Regions from separate parts of the Homo sapiens genome. Here region 1 is linked to region 2. A link is a contact called in ENCODE Hi-C or POLR2A ChIA-PET data. All regions are on one chromosome and are shown on one strand. Each heading gives the region's core, a stretch centred on a gene start or an enhancer-like site at or near the end of the contact. The rest is flanking DNA. Distances are from core to core; before and after follow the strand shown.

Region 1 (3,517 bases), core at 123-2,622, 490 kb before region 2:
CTGACCTGGCTACCTAAATGTGTGCCACCAGGCATCCACTGATGTCAGTCCTCCCCAAATACCTAGGCCAGGTGAGAATCCTCTCTGCCTCAGTCTGTAGTCCTCACACTTTCTGGCCACGAAGATGCAGTCCTGAGGGTAAGACCTGCTACATTCCCAAGAGGCCTGGCCCGCCCTCCATGCGGCTCTCTGCTCTGGCCATGATTTAACAGTTACCACTCCATAAAGGGTTCTGATGACCTAATGAAGAAGGTGCCTTGTGGCAAACAGGGCTTGACAGTTACTGCTGACTGAAGACCCCTGAACACACGCACACGCATGCAATCTCATCTCTTTGATCTCATTGGAATCTCAGAAAGCAGCTCTTTAGGGAGGAAACTAGGACCAGGGAGGAGTGCTAGGCAGGTGGCAGAGAAGACAGGACAGGACAGGAACCCTTGCCCTAGGCATCCTGTGAGCAGTACTCACTTTCACTCTCACAGCCACCCGCAGCAGTCTGGAAGGAGGGTGAGGCTCCGAGAGGCCAAGACACTCACCCAGGCCACACAGCTGGTCTCTGGGATCATTCAAAGTGAGGTGTATCATAGGAGGATGGGCCTGCTTTCCTTTAGTTGTCTAGGTAAGATTTCCTAATGCCCTGTGCACCTTTCCACAGTGAAGTAAGTCTAGGATTAGGGTACAGAGAAGAGGCAGGAATGAAGTATGCAAGACAAATGAAGAATGGGCCAGGACTCACTTGCTCCGTAATTTGCAGGGCCCACTACAAAATGAAAATGCAAGGTCCCCTTGTCCAAAATGCAGAGGAAAAAGTCTATTAAAGGTACTAAAAAAAAGAGCCAGGTCTAAGGGACTAAGTGCTTGATGAAAGAGGCATCCTTGCAGGGAGAGGGGGCCAGGAAGCTTCTTAATAACGTGTGGAGCTCTGTGTGAGGCCAATGGCAACGCCTGGCCCTCAGAGGTCACATTCACTTCTGGAGGAAAACAAACCTTCACTTCCTGCCGCAGCCGCCCCTTCTGCTCCCTGAAACGCAGGCAGCTCTGGCAGGGTCGTGGACGTGCCTGGCCTCACCACTGCACAGCGCCTCGAGGCAGAGGCTCCTGTGTCCCATCCGCCTGGCTGTGGGAACCCCAGCCTTCCCCCTCCGCTTCCTCAAGATAAACCCAACACCCCGCCAGGGAAGAAGCTGCTGCTCCAGCACCCCCGCCCCACCTGGAACCTCCGGGAAGAGAGACTTCTTTTACAAAGCATGCCACAGTGACCTGAACCGGGAAGAAAACAATGGCTTCTTCAGTTCCAGGCTGAGGAAGTTCACATTTGAGTACCTGACAACGAAATTTCCTATCAATACAAGTAAAGCCCAAAAGAAGGCTAGCTGGGGGCCCTACCTCCCTTAACCCTTGGAGGTTTGGAGAGCAGCCAGGCCAGACTGCTGCACGTGGCTCCAAGGCACCCTATGTGATAAGCTGGAGGCAGAAAGTAGGGAGCCCAAGTGAAGCTTGAGCGCCCACTGGCTGCTCTGCTTCCTCCCCCATCCACAGAGATCATGTTGGGAGAATGAGCCGGGCTCTGAAAAAGGGGTTCCTCCAGGGAAGTGAGGAAGAAGCCCGCAGCCCTCTGCTCCCAACGTCACTGGCTGTTGCATGGTTTGAAATGTTCCAGGCTGAAAACTCTAACTGCTAATGAAGTCATATTGACTAAATTATAAGAACAACGAAGCTGGGTTCTCGGAAGGCACGGTGCAAGAACACCAGGCAGGAAGGCGGGGAGCTCCCCTCCACACGGCCACCACGGCCCGTTAATATTATGACGGGATCAGTATCTTGGAGAGGAAACACATGAAACGACACAAAATCGCATGGAATCACCAGAGAAATGGCTTCTCCCTTCCTCACTCAGTCAAGACCTTTGCTCTGCAGGTGTGACCAGCACCCAGTGAGGCCTTCTCCACCCCCTACCTGCCAGCCGCCACCATGCACACAACCCGCCAGCTATCCCCAAACCCAGACCACAGTGGGCTCCAGGCTGCCAGGGGAGCACAGGGAGAGGAGAATGATCCCACAGACCAGCTCTGTGCTTGGCCTCTTGGAGCCTCAGCCTCCTTCCAGACTGCTCTGGATGACTGTGAGAATGACAGTGAGGTACTGCTCGCAGGATGCCTGGGGCAAGGGTTCATGCCCTGTCTTCCCTACTGCCTGCTGAGCACTCCTCCCCTGATCCTGGGGCCCTCATCAAGTGTCTGCAGGCGGCCCCCAGACCTGCCTTTTGCCATCTGCCCCTCATGCCTCTGCTCCATGCCTGGACCCCACAGAAGAGCCTGGGAGCAGCCTGGTGCTCTGTCCCCATCTGCATGAGGTCTGGAACTAAACTTTCTGTTGCTTTCTAAGGTGGCAACAGGTGAATCTGCCTGCGGATTGGTGGCCCCTGGAACTTATGATCCCTACCTTCCCAGGAGGGCTAAAATCACCCTGGATGTTCTTGGCAATTGAGGAAAAAAGCTAAAGCTTTTATGTCTTGGATAAAAACAACTCACCACCACCAGTATGAAGCTTGCGGACAGGGGTCTGAGCCAGGTTTGACACTTCCTGGGCACACTACCCTGGCTGTCTTGGACTTCAGTGAAATCCCAGCCCACACAAGATGACGAGTCTTCGACCCCTACTGAAACTGTAATGTGCTTTACATATGTAAAGTACTTTTTTTTTTTTTTTGAGGCAGAGTCTCGCTCTGTTGCCCAGGCTGGAGTGCTGTGGCGCAATCTCGAATCACTGCAAGCTCCGCCTCCTGGGTTCAAGCAATTCTCTGCATCAGCCTCCTGAGTAGCTGGGATTGTAAGCACCCGCCACCATGCCCGGCTAATTTTTGTGTTTTTAGTAGAGATGAGGTTTCACCATGTTGGTCAGGCTGGTCTCGAACTCCTGACCTCAGGTGATCTGTCCACCTCAGCCTCCCAAAATGTTGGGATTACAGGTGTGAGCTACCGTGCCCAGCCTGTAAGGTATTTTTAGGGTTTAGTTTGCTTACTGTAGAGGAGATGGCTGCTGTGTTGCAGATGGCATGAATCCAAACCAGGACACCAACACGCAACAGAATCACCGAGAAAGTCCCTAGGCTGCTCCTACCTGGAGCCCTGCTCCTGGGGACGTGGCCGCAATTCTGCTGACCCTCATCATATTCATGTGACCTGTAAACCTCCACCTGCCTCCACTGCTCCATGTGTTGCTGCACATGGAGCAATACCACGTGCCCTGGTGTGTGGTTCCTTCCTTCCCTCCTTCTCCCCTTCTCTCTAAGGGGGTTTGGATGAGGAACTCAGATAACAAACTAGCTCGAAATCCCAGCTGCTGGAAGTTCTCACTCAAAACACAACGGTAGGAAGCATGCTCTACAATAACTTGTTTCAAAGCCATTTGGATGCCACAAGGCAGAGCTTTCCACCCCAGCAGGAGGGCCGGGGCCACCAGTGTGTGGATTTGTTTTCTGCAGGCCTGCAAAGATCTTATCAGGATTGGCATACAA
Region 2 (3,772 bases), core at 912-3,411:
GATACCTTTGAGAGTTCTATGGGACCTTTCAGTCTTTCCCAAGGAGTTTGGTCTCCAGGCTACATGCCACTTCCACTGTATGACCAAGGCCTGGGAAGTTTTTACTACTATGTTAGAAATGAATGCGGGTCCATTAGCACTCTGGACTGACTTAGGGAGACTGAATGGAGGGATAAATTCCTTTAGTAAAGACTTCATGGCTTCTGCCTTTTCAGTCCAGCATGGAAAAGCCTCTATCCAACCAGCAAAGGCATCAGAAAAGCACCAGGAGATATTTAAATCCTCTAGAAGACATAGGCATAACACTGGAGTCAATTTGCTAGTCCTCCCCTCACATGGTTCCCCTGAATTGTACCACCTTGGCCAAGGGAGATATGGGAGGTCTGTTTTGAGCATTGTTTCTCTGACAATAGACACATTGGTCAGCCACTTTATCCATCATTTTCTTTGCTTTTGGGGTCCTTATTATCCTGAGGAGCTAGGTGTGCATAGTCTTCTTGCCATAGATTGAGAGATCATGGGCAGGCTTTATAATAGCCCAACTCAGATTTCTGGGCACCCAAATCCTGCCTCTCTTATTTAGGGCCCATCCCTCTGAGAGGGAACTCTGATGCTCTCCCTCTCGCATGGCTTCCTGTAATTCCCCAGGGGAGTGTCTTGGTTTATTGGTTTATATTCATAAAGAGGTACTGAAGGAAGCAGGGACTTTCCCTCCCTGTGTGTGCCAGGTTGCTCCCCTTCATTAGTTCAAAGTCCCCCATTAGATGACCCCCACAATCTGTCTAGTCATTTCCACTGTGCAGTAGTGCCAATATTTATGTTTCATATTTGATTTATTTGTTATTGGCATTCAGAAGTCCCCTTTCGTACCCGATTGCACCATGGGCATGGATCACAGTGAGCACATATCTCAAGTCTGTATAAACAGTCAAGGCCTTGTCCTTTCTTCATGCCAGGGCTCTGGTTAAGGCTATTATCTGAGTCTTTGGGGCTGAAGTTTGGGCAGGGAAGCTTTTGGCCTCTATGGTTTTCCATAGGGAGAGAACCACATATCCTGCCCTTCTTTCGCTCTTCCGTGAAGCTATGGCCATCTACAAACCCTATGTCTTCCTTTCCTTTTTCAACCACATCTCTGCTACAGAGAACCTTGAAGGTCATTTCTACTAAATGCAAGCGGTTAATATTAGGAACTGAGACTTGTGTTTTTCCCAGGCATGTCCTCAAACTTTGGCTAAATTAACCTTTATTGATTGAGACACCTGTCTCAGTCATTTTTTGGTTAACACAATACAGATAAAGTAGGATCCCTATCTCATATTACACATAAACATTAATACAGATGGACCAAAGACCTAAATATGGGGGATGGATCAGTAGAAAATACGGGAGAATATCTCTATGACCTTGGGACAAGGGCTGAGTTTTTAAGCAAAACACAAAATGCTCAAATCATAGAGGAAAAGATTGATAGTCGCCTGTGTTACAATTTTAGATTTGTGCTTCAAAAAGACACCCTAGGAATTAGGGGTGGAAAGGAAGCAAGCCACAGAGTGGGAGCAAATATTTGCAATTAATGCGCTGAACTAGTAAAAGACTGGTATCCATAAAATTATAAAGAACTACCAATCAATAAAAACCACAACCCAATAGAAAAATGGGCATAAAATACAAACAGGCAATTCTCAGAACATGAAAACAGAGTAGTCAATAATTACATAAAGAGAAGTTCAAACTTACTCAAAGTAGGGAAATGAAAATCAAAGTTATAATGAATATTACATTCCACACCCATCAGGTTGGCACGCTCAAACTGTATGTTTAAGATGCTATATTTAATGTTATTACAATCAAACTATGTTCAAGTTTTTTAATATGCTATTACAATCATTATAACAGCAAAAAATTGGCAACACTCCAAACGCCCATTACAAGAGGATGGAACAGGATATAGAGTGGATATTAGCGAATTAGGCCCATACATCTGCGTGGGAGCATCTCAGAGAACGCAGGGGCGAAACGCCGGAAGGGCACACAAACCAAGCCCCGCCCCCGGGAACCCCGCTCCCACACGGAGCATGCTGGAGGCTGATAGGTTGGTTTGACCACGCCAGTTCCGCCTTCGCCTGCCCCCTTAGAGCCCCGCCCCCGCGCGGAGCATGCTGGGGACATACGGACTCACTTTCCTCGCCAACCCCGCCCTCCGGAGCTACCAGCAACAACCAACGGGCAGCGAGCAACGGGCGCGCGCTGCTCCCTTAGGAGGCGGTGACCATCTGCCCGTGTGCCCAGGGCCTCTGAGGGCGCTGGATGGCTCCGTTGTGTCCGGGTGGTCTCGGGAGCTGCAGGGAAGGGGCGGGAAAACTACACCGGACCCCATGGGGAGCGCAGAGGCGGAAAGGGAAGGGCCTAGGGACCTCAGATTGTTTTGAATCAAGGGCAGAAAGATCGGGTCGGAGGGAGGGAAGGAAATACTTCCGTGCCTTCAGAGGGAGTCTAGAGTCCCAGGCCGTGCCGGGTGGAAGGAACTGTGCAGCGTCCCAGAGGGAAGGAAGAAGAAGGGAAGAGAAGTGGACTCAGAAAAAGTGGAGGGGAAAGAAGGGAGATGGGAGAAATGGAGGGCAGAAGAGGCAACGTTCCCCAGCCCTATAAACCATAATGAGCCCATATGAGAAAGCAGAAAGGTGGGTGGGAAGTGGGGGGCTAGAAAGGAAAAGAAACAAAAGCTGTCTTGGTCTGAGTCAGGAGCCCAGCTGTTGTGACAGGAAGGGACCTCAGAGATGGCTTTCACAGGTGGCTGTGACTATAGCTCTTTCTGGTGCCTCAAGCTCCCTCTTAACCCCTGGGAGACTTTTACCTTTGGGAGAGATTTCCCTTTGGGTTAAGGAGGGGAAAGAGGGACAGAGGGACAGTGGCAAGGGATGCCAGGAGAAGGTGAGGGAGAGGACACATGAGTGTTAGGTTTTTGAAAAAAGACGAGGGTTAAAGACAAGAGAGTTGACCACTCTACAACACAGGTTTATTAACACAACCTACAGAGGTGGGGACCAACTTAATGCCAAAGCCCCACTAGCACTTACAGGCTGGAATCATTATAGGCCTGGATGAGGGGTCTGGAATGGTAGGACTTACTGCCCAAGAGGATGTTAATAAAAATATTTCTTAAACCTTTGTCCCAACAAGATGTGATAAAGAAGTCAGACAGTTGGGGAGGATGTTACTTACAGCCCAAACCCCTGCAGAATGTTTCACTGTGACCAGGGTCTATGAAATGGCAGGAAGATTTACAAAATAATACAGCTTGGACTAAAAATTAGGGCCCAGCCTGGGGAGAGCTAGGCACTGATTTTTAGAGAAGTCTATGTCTTTGGCTATGCCAGAAGCACTGCAATCTTATTTCAAGGGCTTCTGGATGTGGTGGACTAAGTCTAAGACTAGGGGGTCCAGAGAAGACCCCATCCTTAGTAACCCTTGTCAATAGGGAGACTTCTCACGGAATCTGCTCTTTGGGTTTGACCCTCTGTCTTCATGTTCATGCCTCATTCATCTTTGTTAGGTTTTGAAGGGAAGGTGAGGGTTAAAGAGTTGGCAGCTTAACAGCAACACAGGTTTATTGCCAGCACAAACCTGTGGAGGGGGGACCAGCTTAGTCTCAGAGCACGAGTCCCACTTACAGACTGGGACATTTACTATAAGGAAGAGGAAAGCAACACGAAGGGTGGCTGGGCAGTCAACAAGGACAGGTTTATTTTAGAAAATAAACTTGAGAGGGGCT

The links. A loop is a pair of places that touch in the nucleus more often than their neighbours do. ChIA-PET counts read pairs that join two places held with the same protein, here RNA polymerase II (POLR2A). Pooled maps may share reads with other maps.
Region 1: a map with no recorded cell type shows a loop between it and region 2 (3-fold over the local background). The contact joins two enhancer-like sites. A Hi-C loop is called at or near these places in 1 of 37 single-sample maps with no recorded cell type and 2 of 50 pooled maps. POLR2A ChIA-PET finds 5 or more read pairs at or near these places in 2 of 52 experiments (WTC11 and activated CD8-positive, alpha-beta memory T cell).

What each region holds. Positions count from the first base shown.
Region 1 is chr22:24,405,031-24,408,547 of GRCh38, reverse strand. The region is part of intron 14 of SPECC1L (sperm antigen with calponin homology and coiled-coil domains 1 like); the gene reads right to left. All of the region lies in intron 15 of SPECC1L-ADORA2A (SPECC1L-ADORA2A readthrough (NMD candidate)), which reads right to left. Among named protein-coding and RNA genes, the nearest start is that of ADORA2A, 21 kb to the left of the region's middle. RefSeq lists an enhancer at 1-159. Within about 2 kb of position 1,372, at least 8 of the 41 ENCODE cell types and tissues checked have a DNase peak (open chromatin) inside an H3K27ac peak, as active enhancers do.
Region 2 is chr22:23,912,445-23,916,216 of GRCh38, reverse strand. No RefSeq gene overlaps it. Among named protein-coding and RNA genes, the nearest start is that of MIF-AS1, 15 kb to the right of the region's middle. Within about 2 kb of position 2,161, at least 37 of the 41 ENCODE cell types and tissues checked have a DNase peak (open chromatin) inside an H3K27ac peak, as active enhancers do.